Linked DNA regions of Homo sapiens: region 2 is linked to region 1. A link is an interaction called in ENCODE POLR2A ChIA-PET data of the cell type or tissue named here. Cell type or tissue: B cell. All regions are shown on one strand. Links, peaks and the distances in the headings refer to the core of each region. The heading gives the core; the rest is flanking DNA. Region 1 overlaps IST1 (IST1 factor associated with ESCRT-III). Region 2 overlaps LOC105371334 (a long non-coding RNA gene).

Region 1 (5,000 bases), core at 1-5,000:
TATACTTCTAGATGAACTGCTTGGAGGTCAAAGAGAAAGCTTCAAGTGAAAAAAATTTTTTAAAGGTTTGTACTGAAAAAAAAAATATATATATGTAACGAATTTGTGGGATGTAGCTAAGGCAGTGCTTAGAGAAAAAATTATATCATTAAGGTTTTAATTAGAAAAGAAGAGGCCAGGCTCAGTGGTTCACACCTGTAATTCCAGCACTTTGGGAGGCCAAGGGGAGAGGATCACTTGAGGCCAGGAGTTTGAGACCAGCTTGGACAATGTAGCAAGACCCCATTCTCTACAAAAAAATTAAAACATTAGCAGGGCATGGTGGCACACACCTGGAGTCCCAGCTACTTGCAAGGCTGAGGCAGTGAGCACGAGAGTTTGAGGAGGCAGTGAGCTATGATCATGCCCACTGCACTCTAGGCTGGACAACAGAGCAAGACTCTGTCTCTCCAGAAAAAAGGTCTCAAATTACTAATCTAAGCTTCCACATTAAGGAACCAGAAAAAGAGCAAAATCAAACCAAAGTAAGCAAAAACAACAAAAAGAAAGCAAAAATCAATGAAATAGAAGAAAAAATAGAAAAAAAATCAAGGAAACTAAATGCTGATTCTTCAAAACGATTTTTTAAAAACTGACATACCTATATAACAAACTCACAAAGAAAAGGAACATATAAACATATAAATTATCAGTATCAGCGATGAAAGGGTGAATATCACTACAGATTCTAAAGACTTTTAAAGGCGATATTATAACCAACATATATCTATAAATTCAACAATTAAATGAAATAAACAAATCCCTCAGAAACTCAAATTTACTAAATTTGACACAAAGAAATAGAAAATATAGCTGCACTAGATCTATTACAAAAATTGAATCTAGGCTGGGCGCGGTGGCTTACGCCTATAATCCCAGCACTTTGGGAAGCCGAGGCGGGCAGATTACTTGTGGTCAAGAGTTCGAAACCAGGTTGGCCAACATGGTGAAACCCCATCTCTACTAAAAATACAAAAATTAGCCAGGCGTGGTGGCAGGCATCTGTAATCCCAGCTACTCGGGAGGCTGAGGCAGAAGAATTGCTTGAACCCAGGAGGTGGAGGTTGCAGTGAGCCGAGATCACACCACTGCATTCCAGCCTGGATGACAGAGCCAGACTTTGTCTCAAAAAAAAAACAATTAAATCTAAAATTAAGAACCATTCCCAAAGAAAATCCAGGCCCAGGTGGCTTCTCTGGCAAATTCTATCAAACATCTGAGGAAAATCAGTACTAATATTACATGAACCTTCACACCTCTTGGGCTGGTATGAGAATTAAGTGAAAATTTGTAAAGAAATTAGCACATTGTGTTATATGTACACAGTAAGCACCATGTAAACATTTGTTAAATAAATTCCAGTCAATGGACCCATATTTTAAAAAGTCTTAGCTCTTCATCTAAAGATTAGCTAGCCTCTTTTGTGTGTTTTATGTTAAAATAAGATGTTTAAGGCATGCTTTATATCTTTTTCCCTCGGTTTAACAATTCTGATTAATCTGTTTCAATCTCACTGCAAGACAACTGTTTCTTACATACTGCCTAGAACGGTATGTCACCCACACACTGCCTAGCACAGTGTTTTGTACAAAGCTGTCGCTCATGTATTATGTTAATTAGTAGAAAATTTAATTAAAAACCACATGCTTTTAAAAAAATTCTACAAATTTACATAATCTAGTTTTGTTTTAGAATTAAGGAAAGAAAAGCAATTTGCTAAACTATTTTGTTAAGTACTGAGGATTTTTCAACTCCTATTCAACAGATCCCCATTTTACGAAGAAACTAATCATTAAAGACAATGACAGTAAACCACAAAAGTAGTAACTAAAGGATATATCCTAAATGATTACCAGTACATTAAATAAATCAGACTAAAAACGAATTTAAAGCAAAAGACTACGCAGGGCGCGGTGGCTCACACCTGTAATCCCAGCACTTTGGGAGGCCGAGGTGGGTGGATCACGAGGTCAGGAGATCGAGACCATTCTGGCTAACGCAGTGAAACCCCATCTCTACTAAAAACACAAAAAATTAGCTGGGTGTGGTGATGGGTGCCTGTAGTCCCAGCTATTTGGGAGGGTGAGGCAGGAGAATGGCGTGAACCCGGGAGGTGGAGCTTGCAGTGAGCCGAGATCGTGCTACTGCACTCCAGCCTGGGCGACAGAGCAAGATTCCGTCTCAAAAAAAAAGAAAAAAAACCAAAAGACTGACTTAATTACTATCTCAGAATTTGAACCTGTTTCCAAAGCTAAACATAACATAAACTTTGTTATCCTGTATGATTAGGAACATTAATTTTGGAAATAATAACCTAAAAGTTAATAAAATATTCTAGTCAACATTTACTATTCATATATACATTAACAAACATAAACAAATTTTTATACATATGTGATTATATACACATCACATACTAACATTGTCCAGTAAGTAATCTAAAATTCTTTTTGTGATTCAGACGTTACTCTAAAATCACTGTGCTTCAACATCTTTACTGTCATTCACTCACTCACCAAATATTTATTGAGTGCTATTCTATTAAGCACTGTGCTAAGCCACTGTCTACAACAGACATTCAAATGAGAGCTTCCCTAGCCTTCAAGGGGCTCACAATCAAATGGGTATAGCTGACATAAAAACAACTATAAGACAAGTAAGCAATTATAACATAAACTCTAAAAAATGGTTATGAACTAGTGACCACAATCCTAGTTCTCGGTATTCTGTTTATATACATATATACTTATCTTTATTAGTGTAACACCATTATTTTTATTAGTGTCACACATGGATCAGCAGCCCAATCCTTCACTTTACTCCAATTCTTAACACTGGCATAGCAAACCCATCTAGTTCCTCTTTTATCACTCAGCTCGCTGAGACTTCGCGAGCTAGTTAGCCTCCCCATCCTGAATAAGCAAAGTAAAACCATGGACTGAGTCCTTCCTCTTAGGATATCTGGAGGAGGAAAAGAATCAGAACTGCTGCCCAAAATAGTGAAGCTGCCCAGAAGTAGTGATCCTGAAAGCTCTATTCAAAGTAGTAGCAGCTAAAAGTAGCCAAAAAAAAAAAAAAAAAAAAAAAGACTTCCTAAGGGAGTAAACTCAGTGTTTGTAGCTCTAAAAGTACGAAGTGAGGAGGGGAGAGAGCAAGGTCAAGACTGGCTACAGACACTCCAATACGTACAAAAGCTTTTGGTTTTGACGTGTGTTATTTTATTTATTCTGATCTTTTTTTTTTTTTTTGAGACCGAGTTTCACTCTTGTTGCCCAGGCTGGAATGCAATGGTGCGATTTCAGCCTACTGCAACCTCCACCTCCCAGGTCCAAGCGATTCTCCTGCCTCAACCTCCCAGGTAGCTAGGATTACAGGTGTCTGCCATCACGCCCAGCTAATTTTTTTTTTTTTTTTTTTTGAGACAGAGTCTTGTTCTGTCGCCGAGGCTAGAGTGCAGTGGCGCAATCTTGGCTCACTACTACCTCTGCCTCAGCCTCCCGAGTAGCTGGGACTACAGGCACCCACCACCATACCCAGCTAATTTTTTATATTTTTAGTAGAGACAGGGTTTCACCGTGTTAGCCAGGATGGTCTCGATCTCCTGACCTTGTGATCCACCCGCCTCGGCCTCCCGAAGTGCTGGGATTACAGGCGTTAGCCACCATGCCCGGCTGTTCGCCCAGCTAATTTTTTCTATTTTTAGTAGAGACAGGGTTTCACCATGTTGGCTAGGCTGGTCTCAAACTCCTGACCTCAGGTGATCCACCCGCCTCGGCCTCCCAGAGTGCTGGGATTACAGGTATGAGCCACCACTCCCAGCCTGAGGTTTCTTTTGTTGTTGTTCTTATAAAAGAAGTAATTTGAACAAATTTTGGTATGACCACTGTATCGCAGTTATGAAGATGTGATGTTAGAGTAGAAACAGACACAATGAGGTGCTAGGACACATTTCCAAGATAATACAGCCCAATTCCTTTATCTTTTTAAAAATTTTTATTAGCAGAGATGGGGCCTTGCTATGTTGCCCAGGCTGGTCTCCCAACTCTTGGGCTCAGCAATCCTCCCGCCTCAACCTCCCGAAGTGCTGGGATTACAGGCATGAGCCGCCACACCTGGTGGTCCAATTCCTTTAGAAGCATTACATGTACAAGTGGCACAAAGTTCACTGTGTATTTTCACACTATAATAAAATCTTCACTGGTCAAACTAAGACTGAAAATTAATTTAAAAAAAAAACTGTAAGATCAACAGCATCATGTGTTATTCACAAGAAAATAAGGCTTCAGAATTCAGAGACCATCAAAATTTTCTTGAAGGAGCTATAAATACTGAAATGCACAGGCATAAAGAAAGTATCTTCATCTTGTTCTCAATAAAATTGAGATAAAAACATTATGGGAAATTCATTGGGTCTTTTACCAAGAGTGTTTCTTTTTTTTTTTTTTTTTTTGAGATAGAGGCTTGCTCTGCTGCCCAGGCTGGAGTGCAGCGGTGCCATCTCGGCTCACTGCAATCTCCGCCTCCTAGGTTCAAGTGATTCTCCTGCCTCAGCCTCCCGAGTAGCTGGGAGAACAGGCACCCCGCTAATTTTTTTATTTTTAGTAGCGACGAGGTTTCGCCATGTTGACCAGGCTGGTCTCCAACGCCTGATGTCCTGATCTGCCCGCCTTGGCCTCCCAAAGTGCTGGGATTACAGGCGTGAGCCACCACTCCTGGCCTCAGTGTTTCCTTTTTTGTTTTTTTTTTTTTTTTAAGACAGAGTCTCACTCTGTGGCCCAAGCTGGATCTTGGCTCACTGCAACCTCCACCTCCTGGGTTCAAGCAATTCTCCTGCCTCAGCCTCCCAAGTATTACAGGCGCCCGCCACCATGCCCAACTAATTTTTGTATTTACAGTAGAGAGGGGGTTTCACCATGTTGGCCAGGCTGGTCTTGAACTCCTAACCTCACATGATCCGTTCA
Region 2 (17,538 bases), core at 7,068-12,067, 290 kb after region 1:
GTCTTCGCTCTTGTTGCCCAGGCTGGAGTGCAGTGGTGCGATCTCGGCTCATTGCAACCTCCACCTCCTGGATTCAAGTGATTCTCCTGCCTCAGCCTCCCGAGTAGCTGGGACTACAGGCATGTGCCACCACGCCTGGCTAATTTTTGTATTTTTAGTAGAGGCGGGGTTTCACTATGTTGGCCAGGCTGGTTTCGAACTCCTGACCTCAGGTGACCTGCCTGCCTTGGCCTCTCAAAGCGTTGGGATTACAGGCGTGAGCCACTATACTGGGCCTCTATGTTTATTTTTTAATGTGTCTGTTATTTGACTGTACCTTGTAGAGTAGGCTGCATGAAAGCGGGGACATATCCTGCTCCCTGATAAATCCCCAGGGCCTCGAACTCCAATGGCACGGAAGACACTTGTTCAATGAATAAGTGACTCTTGAATGAATGGAGGGGAGCCACCCGGGGCCATGTCTCCAGGAAGCCGGCTCAAATTCCTCCAGCTAAAAGTGGTCTTTGGCTCTCTTTAACATCCTGACACTTTGTTTATAGGGTTTTTGTGCTTTGCCCTGTAGCTTTTTTTCTCTCTTTTTTTTTTCTTTGAGATGAAGTCTTGCTCTGTTGCCAGGCTGGAGTGCAGTGGCACGATCTTGGCTCACTGCAACCTCCTTCTCCCTGGTTCAAGTGATTCTCCTGCCTCAGCTTCCTGAGTAGCTGGGACTACAGGCGCACGCCACTACGCCCAGCTAATTTTTGTATTTTTAGTAGAGACAGGGTTTTACCATGTTGGCCAGCATGGTCTCGATCTCTTGACCTCGTGGTCTGCCTGCCTCAGCCTCCCAAAAAGTGCTGGGATTACAGGCATGAGCCACCATGCCCAGGCTTTTTTTCTCCTTTTACTGACACCAGCACTGTGAACCCCAAGCCAACATCTCCAAATCACCTGTAAATGCTCCCCTGTCCCCAAATGCACTCAACCAGGATTTGCTGAATAGATATGGGGATAGATAAATATCAGCTGTGGGCTCTTTAAGAGGGTTTGTTGAAACAGGTGGGACCTGAGGATATCTTCCTGGGAGCCTGAGAAATTTACACACTTAAAAGTCTTTTACAGGTCCAGGCTACATCTTAAATTCTCTACAAACCCTCTGTGGCAGATTGTACTTTCTGAGAAAGGCCACGCCAGCTGGGCGCGGTGGCTCACTCCTGTAATCCCAGCACTTTGGCAGGCCGAGGCGGGCAGATCACCTGAGGTCAGGAGTTGGAGACCAGGCTGACCAACATGGAGAAATCCCGTCTCTACTAAAAATGCAAAATTAGCTGGGCATGGTGACACATGCCTGTAATCCCAGCTACCTGGGAGGCTGAGGCAGGAGAATCTGCTTGAACCCGGGAGGCGGAGGTTGCAGTGAGCCGAGATCGTGCCATTGCACTCCAGCCTGGGCAACAAGAGCGAAACTCCATCTCAAAAAAAAAAAAAAAAAGGCCACACCAATATTTCCAGTTTCACATGCTTTTCCAGAACCTTGCTACTGCCCCATCTAGAGGGGAAGTCAGTGTCCCCACCCTGTGAGCCTGCGCAGGCCCTTGTGACTGCCTGGACAAATAGAATCAAAACCGGCTACATCATTTGTGGGTCCCAGTCAAATGAAAATACGGGGCCCTTGTACAAACATTTATTTAGTTATTTGTTTTGAGACAGGGTCTTGCTATGTTGCTCAGGCTGGAGTGCAGTGGTGTGATCACAGCTCACTGTAGCCTCAAACTCCTGGGCTCAAGTGATCCTCCCACTTCAGCCTTCTGAGTAGCTGCGATTACAGGTGTGCATAATCATCATAGCTGGCTAATTTTTTTTTCAGTTTCTTTTGTGGAGATGAGATCTTGCCATGTTTCCCAGACTGATCTTGAACTCCTGGCCTCAAGCGATCCTCCTGCCTCAGCCTCCCAAAGTGCTGGGATTACAGGTGTGAGTCACTGTGCCTGGCCATCAAATATTATTACGAATTTCCAGGGGGTGAGAGCAGAGCATTAAACCAAGCATGGGGCTCTGTGTGACCACACAGGTCACACGCCCATTAAGCTGGTCCTGAATAGAATGCAGTGGAAGTGATGCTGAGTGATTTTTTGGGCTCATCAACAAAGGTGATACAGCTTCTACCTGGCTCTCTCTGAGGCTGCTCTACCTTGGAACCCAGTCACAATAATGTAAGGAATCCCAGGTGACATAAAAAGGCCATGTATAGGTGTTTCGTTGTCTCTAGCTAAGATCTTAGTCTACAGCCAGCATCAGTCTCGAGACATTAGTGAATGAGCTCTCGAAGCTTCCAGCCCCAGCCATCAGGTGACCCCCAGCCTTTGGGTCTCTCTGCTCAGACCCTAGACATTGTGGCACAGAGACAAGCCCTTCCTACTGTGCCCTTTCCAAATTCCCGACCCACAGAATCCATGAGCATAATAAATGGTTGTCTTATACCTCTAAGTTTGGGAGTGATTTGATACTCAGCAAAAGATAACCAGAATATTTCCCACGACTTCAGCTCATACTGGCCTGTCCTTTTTTGAATTGTTGCAATTTTGGCTCAAAACATGCATTTCATCTGCTGTTCTCAAAATTTGAAAGTATACATTTAATTGGCCGGGTGTGGTGGCTCAAGCCTGTAATCCCAGCACTTTGGGAGACTGAGGTGGGTGGATCATTTGAAGTCAGGAGTTTAAGACCAGCCTGGCCAACATAGTGAAACCCCATCTCTACTAAAAAAAAAAAAAGAAAAAAAAATGCAAAAATTAGCCGGGTATGGTGGCCCACGACTTTAGTCCCCAGCTACTCAGAAGGCTGAGGCAGAAGAATCACTTGAACCCAGGAGACAGAGGTTGCAGTGAGCTGAGATGGCACCACTGCACTCCAGCCTGGGTGACAGAGCGAGACTCTGCCTCAAAAAAAAAAAAAAAAAAAATTCAGTACAATAACATGCTATACAGATTTGCAGTCTAGGAGCAATAGGCCATACCATATAGCCTAGGTGCGTTTAGTAGGCTATACCAAGTAGGTACACTCTGTGTATAAATACACTCTATGATGTTCACACGATGACAAAATCACCAAATGATGCATTTCTCAGAACATACCCCTGACATTAAGCAACGCATGACTGTATTTGTGTAGTGTCTGCACCTCTCTCTGGACTGTCAGCTCCCATAGACTATGCCTTTGCCATTATGCCTGGCACCTGGTAGATGCTCAATAAATAATCATTGGGTAAATAACAAGATCTTGCTCTGTCACCAAGGCTGGTGTGTAGTGGCACAATCATGGCTCACTGTAGCCTTGGCCTCCTGGGCCCAAGCGATTCTCCCGCCTCAGCCTCCTGAGTAGCTGGGACTACAGGCATATGCCACCATGTCTGGCTAAGTTTTTTCTTTTCTTTTCTTTTCTTTTCTTTTTTTTTTGTAGAGAGAGATAGGGTCTTGCTATGTTGCCCAGGCTGGTCTGAAACTCCTGGGCTCAAGCGTTACTCCTGCTTCAGCCTCCCAAACTGCTGAGATTATAGGAGTGAACCACCATGCTTGGAAACATTAGTTCTTACAAATTAATTCTATGTACTCAAGGAGATGACAGGGATCTTTTATTTTCTGTTGCAACTTATAACATCATTAGGTACAGTAAAAGTAAAACAATCCACTGGGTGTGGTGGTGCATGCCTGTAATCCCACCTACTTGGGAGGCTGGGGCAGGAGAATCTCTTGAACCAGGTAGGTGGAGGTTGCAGTGAGCCGAGATCATGCCACTGCACTCCAGCCTGAGCAACAGAGTGAGACTCTGTCTCTAATATGTGTAATTTTTGATAAATTAATCAACCACACAAGTAAGGACGGAGTAAGTAAGGTAGTTGAGAGTTAAAGCCTAGTGAACATCTGATGAGTTTATTTTATTTGTGGAAGAGAAGTTTAGGAACCAATCTTCTGACCTCTCTTTTGCCTTAATTAAAAATATAACACCTTTTGGTTATTCTGCTGTTCTTCCAGGAATCTTCGGACAGACATTATGCATACAGTGGAAAGTTACAAAAAGGGAGTTATTTTCTGAGAAAATCCCCCGAGTAAACTTTAACCAAAGCAAAGAGTGTAAGTGGCAGATGACCAAAGAGTAGAGAATAGGAAAGTACTTGTCACTGGTATATTAAAAATAATTTTCCAAAAAAGAAACTCTCGCCCGGATGTGGTGGCTCAAGCCTGTAATCCCAGCACTTTGAGAGGCCGAGACAGGCAGATTGCTTGAGGTCAGGAGTTCGAGACCAGCCTGGCCAACGTTGTGAAACCCTGTCTCTACTAAAAATACAAAAATTAGCCGGGTTTGGTGGCGTGCGCCTGTAATCCCAGCTACTCAGGAGGCTGAGGTAGGAGAATCACTTGAACCCGGGAGGCGGAGGTTGCAGTGAGCCGAGATCGGGCCACTGCACCGCAGCCTGGGAGAGAGAGCGAGACTCCCATCTCAAAAAAAAAAAAAAAAAAGAAAAAAAGAAAGAAACTCTCACATAGATATAAAATGAACATGTTCAAGATTTTCTTTAACTCAATGATCATTGAAGAAATCAAGCAGATATTACAATAGGTTCAAAAAATAGACCCATTTGTAGACCAGGAATAATGAAATAAATGTGCAAATGGAGGCAAACGGATTTTTTTTTTTACAGAGGGTAAGCAAAATCAATTGACTTTCTACTAGACAGAACATAATTTGCATGTTTATAAACAATAATTTTTTTTTTGCATTGCCAGCAATTAGCTATTTTGTAAAATAGCTCAAAGTCAATGAAAGACTAGAGTCAGATACCCTGGAGGAGTATTCTCTAGACAATGAAGTTTTTCACTGAAGTTCAAGTGGAAAGGCATTGGTTTTCCTCCAGCTGGAAAGGTGAGATATTAAACGGTCTGGGAGCTTTGGGGTTTGGGAAAATCTGGGTTTGAGGCTAGTCCGGAGAAGAAGTAGCGCCTCCCGGTGATTCTGATTCAGCAGGCTGGGAACAGAGCCCGGGCATCTGTGTTTTCGAATAGCTCCATCAGGCACCCTAATTAAGAACCGGTGTGTTAATTTAGCACTCAATATTCCATCCTAAAGGAGAATCTAATGTAAGAATAATCCAAATATTTACCTAAGTTTTTCTTTAAACAAATAAACATTTCTATTGATTTTGGGTACAGGCAATGGCATTTGGGGACAGAGCTGACTTTTCCCATTTGGTTTCTTTGAATGGTTTCTTTCAGCCTTCACTTATGAGGGAGGCAGTCCTTAGGTATGTGGATCAAGGGGGAAATCCTTGCACATTCCCCGCGAGATCTTTTGATTCTCTTCCCCACTCAGCACATCCTGTGCTTGCTGTCAGACCCTAGACTCAAGCTCTGGTGGCAGAGGGGACTTCTGGCTGGGTTAGTTCCTACGCAGGCGCTCTAGGTGGGAAAGGGAGCCTGCAGGGGGCCCAGAGCTGGCCAGCAGGGGGCAGCACAGGCTCAGGCTGGGAGGCGCGGGAGCCCATAGGATGCCGTCTTCCTCAGTTTCGAGAATCCCCTCCCCCGACTCAGCCTGGGTGACCAGAGTTCTCTCATCCAGCTGTGAAACAACGCCTGGAGTTCACTATTTAGGTTCACTAAATAGGTTCACTATTTCCTGAACTTCGCCTAATACACAGGTGAGACTGAGCTTGGGAAATCACTCACCCTCCCTCTGCCCAAAATGCAACCCTCTCGCTTGCAAAATGGGGATAATTGTACCTACTTCATAGGCTTAAATAAGTAATATGCATAACACACTGGAGCAGTGCCTAACATATATTTAAACTACACATGTATTAGCTATTCTTTTATTTTATTTAAAATTTTTTTTAGAGACAGGGGTCTTACTATATTGCCCAGGCTGGTCTTGAACTCCTGGGTTCAAGCCATCCTCCTGCCTCAGCCTCCAAAGTCCTGGGATGACAGGTGTGAGCCCCCGCGCCTGGCCTGTATTAGCTATTGTTATTGCATTGCTACCGCTTATCAGGCACTGTGGATGCCACTGTGATGCAAGGAAGAGAAATAAGATAGCCGTGCTGGCTGAGAGCTCACAGCCTCATGAGAGAGGCAGCTAAGTAAATTCTTTGTGACACTGGGAAGAAAAAGATGAGCATGAGATGTGGGCAGGGTATGGAGGCAGAAGTAACCAAAAGTCTTTGGGAGGCTGAGGCAGGCAGATCATCTGAGGTCAGGAGTTCGAGACCAGCCTGGCCAACATGGAGAAACCTTGTCTCTATTAAAAATACAAAAATTAGCTGGGTGTGGTGGTGTGCGCCTGTGGTCCCAGCTACTCGGGAGGCTGAGGTAGGAGAATCACTTGAATCCAGGAGGTGGAGGTTGCAGTGGGCAGAGATCACCCCACTGCACTCCAGCCTGGGCAACAGAGCAAGACTCTCAAAAAAAAAAAAAAAAAGGAACCAAAAGCAACGAAGGAGTGAAGGGAGAGCATTCCCTTCGCCCTCTGAAGGGTTGCTGAAAATTAACTGACAAAAGGCAGATTAATAGGAGAAATAGAAATTTATTAATGTGTCGGAGAGTCTTACAAAATATAAGATCTCAAAGAAAGGGAAGAGGGTTGTATGCCTTTTTTTTTTTTTTTTTGGAGACAGAGTCTCGCTGCCGCCCAGCCTGGAGTACAATAGTGTGATCTTGGCTCACTGCAACCTTCGCCTCCCAGGTTCAAGCAATTCTCCTGCCTCAGCCTCCAAGTAGCTGGGATTACAGGTGTGTGCCACCAAACCTGACTAATTTTTGTATTTTTAGTAGAGAAGAGGTTTCACGATGTTGGCCAGGCTGATCTCAAACTCCTGACCTCAAATGATCCACTCGCCTTGGCCTCCCAAAGTGCTGGGATTACAGGCGTGAGCCACTGCGCCCGGGCTGGGTTGGCGCGCCCAGGCTGGGTTGGATGCTTTTATACCATCTTGAGGTTACAGGAAGAATAGGGGTTGGACTCTGGCACAACAGACTATGGGAGAGGGAAAGGAGCAGGCCTGGCTAGCGAAGGTAGTCTTGTTATGTAGCTAAAGTTTCACAGGTAACCACTCTCAGAGAGAATAGATATGAATGTTTCTTTCAAACCTTTATTTTTTATTTTTATTTTTTGTAGAGATGGCGGGGGGGGGGTCTCACTATGTTGCCCAGGGTGGTCTCGAACTCATGGGCTCAAGTGATCTGCCAGCCTTGGCCTCCCACACAGCTAACCCCTTTCAAACCTTTAAAGGTATTAGACACTTACTTAACCTTCCCTAGATTTGGACAAAGGAGGGCTTCAGAGAAAGCCTGGCTGCATCAAGGCAGATTTTCTCTATAGATAAAAATCTCTCCCACAAAAGACGGCTTTTCAGCTATTCTTGTATTTCCAGTTCTTCTGAATAGCCAGCTTGAAATGTGTCAAAGAAGTATATTTTGGGGCAAAAGTTTTTCGTTTCCTTTAGTGACTTCCAGGAGAGAGAGTGCTTAAGGAGAGTTTTTAGGAATGAGTAGGACTGTAATCCTTCCTTTTTTTTTTTTTTTTTTTGAGATGGAGTCTTGCTCCATGGTCCAGGCTGGAGTGCAGTGGCAGGATCTCAGCTCACTGCAACCTCTGCCTCCCGGGTTCAAGCAATTCTCCTGCCTCAGCCCCCTGAGTAGCTGAGATTACAGGCATGTGTCACCACACCCAGCTAATTTTTGTATTTTTAGTAGAGATGGGGTTTCACCATGTTGGCCAGGCTGGTCTCGAACTCCTGACCTCAAGTGATCCACCTGCCTCAGCCTCCCAAAGAACTGGGATTACAGGCATGAGCCACCACTCCCGGCCCTGTAATCCTTACGTTTGAACCACAAGGGAAGAAGTAAAGGGAAAAAAGGCAGAAGAGGGAGGCAGGGGTCAGATTATAAGAAGCCTGCAAAGCCAGGCATATGCAGTTAGTCATTTCTCCTACTCTTCTCACCCAAGACACAGTCTGACTCCTTCCTGGCAACCTGAAAATGATCTGTCTAAGATCATTGACATCTTCCAAACACAAATGACACGTTTCAATCTTGAACTTACTCAGCTTCTCTGTAATAAAAATTTTACAGCTACCAGTAGCAGCTGACATTCATTGAGAACCTGACATTCACCGAGTATTTTGAGCATCTGTAGTTCATTGAATATTTATTTGACCATCAGTGACTCATTGTTCTCAGGCAATGAGTCACTGATCGTGTATTCTCTCTGGGTCTGTGGTCTCCAAGCAGGTGCACACAACCTCTCAATGTGGTGAAGGGAAAAAATCCTAGACCTCTATTTAATCTGGAAATATTGTCTTTTTGGGAATCTCTTTTTCTGTATCTGATTTATAATGTAAATGGTATGTTAATACAGCAGTTCATAGATATAATTTATAAATACATGTGTTCATGTTGGGGTTAGGTTTGAGAGTACAGGCTGTATGGAGCCACCAGAGATGGCTTTTAATCAGAGAAGTACCTCAGTCAAATTTGTTATAAAAATAACATTCCAGGCCAGGCACGGTGGCTCATGCCTATAATTCCAGCACTTTGGGAGGCCAACGCGGGCGGACCACAAGGTCAGGGGTTTGAGACCAGCCTGGCCAACATGGTGAAACCCCGTCTCTACTAAAAATATGAAAATTAGCCGGGCGTGTTGGCACGCACCTGTAGTCCCAGCTACTCAGGAGGCTGAGGCAGGAGAATCGCTTGAATCTGGGAGGCAGAGGTTGCAGTGAGCCTAGATGGCGCCATTGCACTCCAGCCTGGGCGACACAGCAAGACTCCGTCTCAAAACAAAAAAACCAAAAAGCATTTCAGGCTAAGCGTGGCGGCTCATGCCTGTAACCGCAACACTTCGGGAGGACAGAGCAGAATGATTGCTGGAGACCAGTCTGGGCTACATAGGCAGACCCCTATCTGTTAAAAAAAATTTTTTAGCCGGGTGTGGTGGTGTGTGTCTGTAGTCTCAGCTACTTGGGAGGCTGAGGTGGGATGATCATTTGAGCCCAGGATGTCGAGGCTGCAGTGAGTCATGATTGCACCACTGCACTCCAGTCTGGGCGACAGAGTGAGACTCTATCTCAAAAAAGAAAAATAAAAAATAAATAACATTCCAAAATATTCTGGAGGGAGAGCAGGTCCCAGCTGAGGCCTAGGGAGGGAGAAAAAGTGAACGTGAAAGATATTAAGGGTGATTACCTTAGCAAGAAGGAGCAGGTGATCAATAGCATTAAATGAGAACAGTGAGTTACTGATGATTCAATAATGAACTACAAATGCTGAAAATATTCTCTACCACACTGCGGATCAGAAATTCAAGAGCGGCTTGACTGTGGGTTTGTGAGTCTCCCTCGACATTACAGCCAAGAGGTTGTCAGGGACTGCAGTCATTTAGGCTTTAATGGGGCTTATTCTGTGGAAGGGCTGTGTATGCAAAGTAACCCCCAAACACAGAAGGAGCGGAGAAACTAAAGAACAAGGCAGGTGAATCCAGTTTGTCAGTAGAGGATGAATTATTGGGGAATTTACAGGTGGAAGTGTGGTCTTGGACGGCAGCAACATAGGTAGATCACTGTACCGTTACTTCCCAGAGGGTTTATACGCCAGAGGGAAGGGGTGTACATGCCTGCCGTATAGACGCAATTAAAGGAATTAAAGGCAGCCCTCCAGAACAGGCAAGAATGCTATGTGTGTCACAGCCTATAATTTGCACGATAACTTCAAGGTTGCTTTGGCTTAAAGGGAGGATTTATAGTGAGTACATATTCTTACATAAAGGGCAGTAAACAACGTTGGAATCAGGAGGCACTCCTGGGGACTGGGGTTAATCAGAAGTCAGCATGGTGGATTAGCATCCAAGATGGAGACACCTGAGTCTTCACAGGGCTTGAGGATCTCCTCCAAAGCTGGCTTGCCCAAGGTGAGCCTCTCCACAGGGCTGCTGTGGTGTCAGCATAATATGGCAGCTGCCTTTTCCCAGAGCAAGAGAGCCAAGAGACCAAGATGGAAACTTAATGCCTTTAAAAAAAAAACGATATTTTTTTTGAGATGGAGTTTTTGCTCTGTCTCCCAGGCTGGAGTGCAGTGGCGCAATCTTGGCTCATTGCAACCTCTGCCTCCCAGGTTCAAGTGATTCTCCTGCCTTAGCCTCCCGAGTACTTGGGATTACAGGTGTGCACCACCATGTCTGGCTAATTTTTGTATAATTAGTAGAGACAGGCTTTTGCCATATTGGCCAGGCTGGTCTCGAACTCCTGGCCTCAAGTGATCCACCCGCCTCGGCCTCCCCAAGTTCTGGGATTATGGGTGTGAGCCACCGTGTCCAGCCTGCAATGCCTTTTTTGAGTTTTACCTTGGAAGCCACATGCTATTAGTTCCACAGTATTCTATTGGTCACACAAGCCAGCCCTGGAATGTGGGAGGAACACAGCAAGGTCTAAATTACAGAAGGCAAGGGTCATTGGGACTGTCTTGGAGACTGGTATCCCAAATGGGAATTATAGCTTTTTTTTTTTTTTGAGACAGAGTTTTGCTTTTGTCGCCCAGGCTGGAGTGCAATGGCACGATCTTGGCTCACTGCAACCTCTGCCTCCCAGGTTCAAGCGATTCTCCTGCCTTAGCCTACCCGGTAGCTGGGATTACAGGCGCCTGCCACCATGCCCAGCTAATTTTTGTATTTTTAATAGAGATGGGTTTTCGCCATGTTGGCCAGGCTGGTCTTGAACTCCTGACCTCAGGTGATCCACCCACCTTGGCCTCCCAAAGTGCTGGGATTACAGGCGTGAGCCACTGCACCCGGCCCTTTTTTTTTTTTTTTTTTTGAGATGAAGTTGATGTTGCACTATGTTGCCCAGGTTGGTCTCAAGCAGTTCTCCCGCCTCAGCCTCCCGAGTAGCTGGGATTACAGGCACATGCCATGGCACCCAGCTTTATCACTCTTCTTCTGATATATAATATCCTTAAGAATTTTCCCTTTGGCTTAGGATTGCCTTGGCGATGCGGGCTCTTTTTTGGTTCCATATGAACTTTCAAGTAGTTTTTTCCAATTCTGTGAAGAAAGTCATTGGTGGCTTTATGGGGATGGCATTGAATCTGTAAATTACCTTGGGCACTATGGCCATTTTCACGATATTGATTCTTCCTATCCATGAGCAAGGAATGTTCTTCCATTTGTTTGTATCCTCTTTTATTTCCTTGAGCAGTGGTTTGTAGTTCTCCTTGAAGAGGTCCTTCACATCCCTTGTAAGTTGGATTCCTAGGTATTTTATTCTCTTTGAAGCAATTGTGAATGGGAGTTCACCCATGATTTGGCTCTCTGTTTGTCTGTTGTTGGTGTATAAGAATGCCTGTGATTTTTGTACATTGATTTTGTATCCTGAGACTTTGCTGAAGTTGCTTATCAGCTTAAGGAGATTTTGGGCTGAGACAATGGGGTTTTCTAGATATACAATCATGTCATCTGCAAACAGGGACAATTTGACTTCCTCTTTTCCTAATTGAATACCCTTTATTTCCTTCTCCTGCCTAATTGCCCTGGCCAGAACTTCCAACACTATGTTGAATAGGAGTGGTGAGAGAGGGCATCCCGGTCTTGTGCCAGTTTTCAAAGGGAACGCTTCCAGTTTTTGCCCATTCAGTATGATATTGGCTGTGGGTTTGTCATAGACAGCTCTTATTATTTTGAAATACGTCCCATCAATACCTAATTTATTGAGAGTTTTTAGCATGAAGCATTGTTGAATTTTGTCAAAGGCTTTTTCTGCATCTATTGAGATAATCATGTGGTTTTTGTCTTTGGCTCTGTTTATATGCTGGATTACATTTATTGATTTGCGTATATTGAACCAGCCTTGCACCCCATGGATGAAGCCCACTTGATCATGGTGGATAAGCTTTTTGATGTGCTGCTGGATTCGTTTTGCCAGTATTTTACTGAGGATTTTTGCATCAATGTTCATCAAGGATATTGGTCTAAAATTCTCTTTTTTGGTTGTGTCTCTGTCAGGCTTTGGTATCAGAATGATGCTGGCCTCATAAAATGAGTTAGGGAGGATTCCCTCTTTTTCTATTGATTGGAATAGTTTCAGAAGGAATGGTACCAGTTCCTCCTTGTACCTCTGGTAGAATTCGGCTGTGAATCCATCTGGTCCTGGACTCTTTTTGGTTGGTAAACTATTAATTATTGCCACAATTTCAGCTCCTGTTATTGGTCTATTCAGAGATTCAACTTCTTTCTGGTTTAGTCTTGGGAGAGTGTATGTGTCGAGGAATTTATCCATTTCTTCTAGATTTTCTAGTTTATTTGCGTAGAGGTGTTTGTAGTATTCTCTGATGGTAGTTTGTATTTCTGTGGGATCGGTGGTGATATCCCCTAAGCCAAAAGAACAAAGCTGGAGGCATCACACTACCTGACTTCAAACTATACTACAAGGCTACAGTAACCAAAACAGCATGGTACTGGTACCAAAACAGAGATATAGATCAATGGAACAGAACAGAGCCCTCAGAAATAATGCCACATATCTACAACTATCTGATCTTTGACAAACCTGAGAAAAACAAGCAATGGGGAAAGGATTCCCTATTTAATAAATGGTGCTGGGAAAACTGGCTAGCCATATGTAGAAAGCTGAAACTGGATCCCTTCCTTACACCTTATACAAAGATCAATTCAAGATGGATTAAAGACTTAAACGTTAGACCTAAAACCATAAAAACCCTAGAAGAAAACCTAGGCATTACCATTCAGGACATAGGCATGGGCAAGGACTTCATGTCCAAAACACCAAAAGCAATGGCAACAAAAGACAAAATTGACAAATGGGATCTAATTAAACTAAAGAGCTTCTGCACAGCAAAAGAAACTACCATCAGAGTGAACAGGCAACCTACAAAATGGGAGAAAATTTTCACAACCTACTCATCTGACAAAGGGCTAATATCCAGAATCTACAATGAACTCAAACAAATTTACAAGAAAAAAACAAACAACCCCATCAAAAAGTGGGCGAAGGACATGAACAGACACTTCTCAAAAGAAGACATTTATGCAGCCAAAAAACACATGAAAAAATGCTCATCATCACTGGCCATCAGAGAAATGCAAATCAAAACCACAATGAGATACCATCTCACACCAGTTAGAATGGCAATCATTAAAAAGTCAGGAAACAACAGGTGCTGGAGAGGATGTGGAGAAATAGGAACACTTTTACACTGTTGGTGGGACTGTAAACTAGTTCAACCATTGTGGAAGTCAGTGTGGCGATTCCTCAGGGATCTAGAACTAGAAATACCATTTGACCCAGCCATCCCATTACTGGGTATATACCCAAAGGACTATAAATCATGCTGCTATAAAGACACATGCACACGTATGTTTATTGCGGCATTATTCACAATAGCAAAGACTTGGAACCAACCCAAATGTCCAACAATGATAGACTGGATTAAGAAAATGTGGCACATATACACCATGGAATACTATGCAGCCATAAAAATGATGAGTTCATGTCCTTTGTAGGGACATGGATGAAATTGGAAATCATCATTCTCAGTAAACTATCGCAAGAACAAAAAACCAAACACCACATATTCTCACTCATAGGTGGGAATTGAACAATGAGATCACATGGACACAGGAAGGGGAATATCACACTCTGGGGACTGTGGTGGGGTGGGGGGAGGGGGGAGGGATAGCATTGGGAGATATACATAATGCTAGATGACGAGTTAGTGGGTGCAGCGCACCAGCATGGCACATGTATACATATGTAACTAACCTGCACAATGTGCACATGTACCCTAAAACTTAAAGTATAATAAAAAAAAAAAAAAGAATTTTCCCAGATTGTGACGCCTTTTTCAAAGCATCCCTTGTTTTCAGAAAAGGTCTATAAAATCATGTATATATATTAATTTTATTTATTTATTTTTTTAGACAGAGTCTCAGTCTGTCACCCAGGCTGGAGTGCAATGGTAGAATCTTGGCTCACTGCAACCTCCGCCTCCTGGGTTCAAGTTATTCTCCTGTCTCAGCCTCCTGAGTAGCTGGGATTACAGGTGCACACCACCACGTACAGCTAATTTTTGTATTTTTAGTAGAGACAGAATTTTGCCATGTTGGTCAGGCTGGTCTCAAACTCCTGTCCTCAAGCAATACACCCATCTTGGCTTCCCAAACAGCTGGGATTACAGGAGTGAGCCAGTACTCCTAGCCTTATTAATTTTAAAAGTAATGTAATAATGTAAAAAATAACCCCTCCTCTAACTATGTACTATTTTCATTTTTGCATATCCTATAAAGGCTTTGTCTGCAAAAATATTATTTACATTTTATTTATTATTATTATTATTATTATTTTGAGACAGAGTCTCGCTCTGCCACCCAGGCTGGAGTGCAGTGGCGCAATTTTGGCTCACTGCAAGCTCTGCCTCCCGGGTTCATGCCATTCTCCTGCCTCACCCTCTCCAAGTAGCTGGGACTACAGGTGCCCGCCACCACGCCTGGATACTTTCTTGTATTTTCAGTAGAGACGGGGTTTCTCCATGTTGGTGGGGCTGGTCTCGAACTCCCAACCTCAGGTGATCCTCCCGCCTCGGCCTCCCAAAGTGCTGGGATTACAGGCATGAGCCACCGCGCCTGGCCTTCTATGCACTGATCTTTACTGCATTATCTTACATATTTCTCAAAAACTCTGTGAAATAGGAAGATGATGATGATGATGATTATTATTATTTTGAGAGCAAGAGGGATCTCGCTATTTTGCCAAAGCTTATCTTGAACTCCTGGGCTCAAGCAGTCTTCCTGCCTCAGCTTCCCGAGTAGCTAGGATTGCAGGCACACGCCACCATGCCCAGCTCAAAGTAGGAAAATTATTATCTTCGTTTTGCGGGTGAGGAAGTGGAAGTTAAGTAACTCATCCAAGGTCACAGTTGACTTAAGTGGTAGATACTGGATTCAAAATCTGGGTTTCTCTAATACTGAAGTCCAGGATTTTAAACACTATAGACCAAAGATTTATTTCCACGCCATTTATTTTTTAGGATACATTCTCAAGAGTAAAATTCCTGGACCGAAGAATAGAGATCTTTTTTTTTTTTTGAGACGGAGTCTTGCTCTGTCACCCAGGCTGGAGTGCAGTGGTACCATCTCGGCTCACTGCAAGCTCCACCTCCTGCGTTCACGCCGTTCTCCTGCCTCAGCCTCCTGAGTAGCTGGGACTTCAGGCGCCCGCCACCATGCCCGGCTAATTTTTTGGATTTTTAGTAGAGATGGAGTTTCACCGTGTTAGCCAGGATGGTCTTGATCTCCTGATCTCTTGATCTGCCTGCTTCGGCTTCCCAAAGTGCTGGGATTACAGGCATGAGCCACTGCGCCCGGCTGAGATCTTTTTGTGTCACAATGTGTTTTGCCACTTTGTTTTTCCAAACAAAGAGAACTGTTGTGGCCTACATCTGAAACATAGCCATAGCAGATTGGAGTCCTGTGTAGTTATTTGTCTCTCTTCTGGGCCTCTCCACGGTTTGAGGACTGCACAGTGCCCTCTGAACATCGTTCTGTTTTCTGTCATAGCACCCATGGATGAAGTCCAGGAGGTGCTGGAGAAAACTGCAGTTCTCTAGACCTGAAGAGGTCAGTGATGACACATGGACAGTCCTTGCCAAGGAACGGCACCTGCATCAGCCCATCTGTGGGCCTGGGCGACCTTCTGCACACTGATGTTCGCTGTGTGCCCTATCCTGCTCTCATGCCCCGCCTCTCCCAATCGTACCTTGGTGTTGGTGATTCCCAACGTGGGTTTCACAATCTCCCAAGGAAGGTGGATGAAAGCAAGAAGCAGGCTAGGACCAAGGAGGGTGGAACTCTGGAACTCTGACTCTAAGAGCCAGTTTCCAGTACAGTCTGGACACAAACAAAGAGTGCTGTTCACCACGTTGAGACTTCTCCATTCAGCATCTTTTCCTTCTCTGGGAATGCATGTCACCCCCAGCAGGCTGCAGTCTTTACCTCCACATCCCCTATCCCCCAGAATTTGCTCCAAGTTAACTTTCACACAGAGGAACAAATGATCTATTTCTTTTTTTCTGTTTCTTAATTTTTTTTTTTAATTTAGAGACAGGGTCTTGCTCCGTGGCCGAGGCTGGAGTGCAGCGGTATGATCATAGCTCACTGCAGCCTCAAACTCTCGGGCTCAAGCCATCCTCCCACCTTGGCCTCCCAAGCAGCCAGGACAATCTGCAGGTGCTAATTTTTAATTTTTTTTGTTTATTTATGTTTTTTTAAAAATTTTTATTTATTTATTTATTTTTTTGAGTCAGCCTCACTCAGGCTGGAGTGCAGTGGCGTGATCTCAGCTCACTGCAACCTCTGCCTCCCGGGTTCAAGTGATTCTCCTGCCTCAGCCTCTGGAGTAGCTGGGATTATAGGCACATGCCACCATATCCAACTTATTTTTGTATTTTTTTTGTAGAGACGAGGTTTCACCATGTTGGCCAGGCTGGAGCAAAAAGTTTTTTGTTTTTTATTTTTTTGAGATGGAATCTTGCTCTGTCGCCCAGGCTGGAGTGCAGTGGCGCGATCTCGGCTCGCTGCAAGCTCCGCCTCCCAGGTTCACGCCATTCCTCTTGCCTCAGCCTCCCGAGTAGCTGGGACTCCAGGCACCCGCCACCACACCCGGCTAATTTTTTTGTATTTTTAGTAGAGACGGGGTTTCACCGTGTTAGCCAGGATGGTCTCGATCTCGTGGCCTCGTGATCCACCCGCCTCGGCCTCCCGAAGTGCTGGGATTACAGGCGTGAGTTACTGCACCCAGCCTGGAGTAAAAAGTTTTAAGCAAGGATGAAGGAGAGAAATGTGACATGATCAGAAAATACTTTGGGATGATATTACTCTGACTGCAATACGGAGAACAGGTTAGGATGAGGGAAGATTACCAAGGAGGCGATTACACATAGTTCTGCCAAGAGGTGATGGTGATGTAGCTAGGGCTAGGAGGAGATGATGAAATAAGGAGAAGGAAATGGATTCCGGAGATATTTAGGAAGTAAATTTTTTTGTTTATTTTGTTTATTTTTTAATTTTCCATAAGTTATTGGGGTTAAGGTGGTATTTGGTTACATGAGTAAGTTCTTTAGTGGTGATTAGTGAGATTTCGTTGCACCTATCACCCATGTGCACACTGTACCATATTTGAAGTTTTTTATTCCTCGTCCCCCTTCCACTCTTCCCCCCGAGTCCCCAAAGTCCATTGTATCATTCTTATGCCTTTGTGTCCTCATAGCTTGGCTCCCACATATCAGTGAGAACATACGATATTTGGTTTTCCATTACTGAGTTACATCACTTAGAATAATAGTCTCCAATCTCATCCAGGTCACAGGCAAATGCTATTAATTAATTCCTTTTTATGGCTATGTACTATTCCATCTCTATATATATACCACAGTTTCTTTATCCACTCATTGACGGGCATTTGGGTTGGTTCCATGATTTTGCAATTGTGAATTGTGCTGCTATAAACAT

What was found. Peaks named below come from ENCODE experiments on the same cell type or tissue, not always from the same donor. Only the 100,000 strongest peaks of a DNase experiment are listed, where the experiment ranks them.
Region 2: POLR2A ChIA-PET joins it to region 1 with 7 read pairs; 3 of 35 experiments call an interaction of 5 or more read pairs at or near these places.

Annotation. Positions count from the first base shown.
Region 1 is chr16:71,898,454-71,903,453 of GRCh38, reverse strand. All of the region lies in intron 1 of IST1 (IST1 factor associated with ESCRT-III), which reads right to left. Among named protein-coding and RNA genes, the nearest start is that of IST1, 5.4 kb to the right of the region's middle. In B cell, for the core only: no CTCF peak of the experiment used is centred there; a DNase peak (open chromatin) is centred at 2,933; H3K4me3 peaks cover 518 bases; H3K27ac peaks cover 3,494 bases.
Region 2 is chr16:71,599,135-71,616,672 of GRCh38, reverse strand. LOC105371334 (a long non-coding RNA gene) reads left to right here. Exons shown (of 3, transcript XR_933717.2): 2 at 4,764-4,899. Among named protein-coding and RNA genes, the nearest start is that of MARVELD3, 18 kb to the left of the region's middle. RefSeq lists a silencer at 8,650-8,699. In B cell, for the core only: CTCF peaks have their summits at 8,582 and 8,782; no DNase peak of the experiment used is centred there.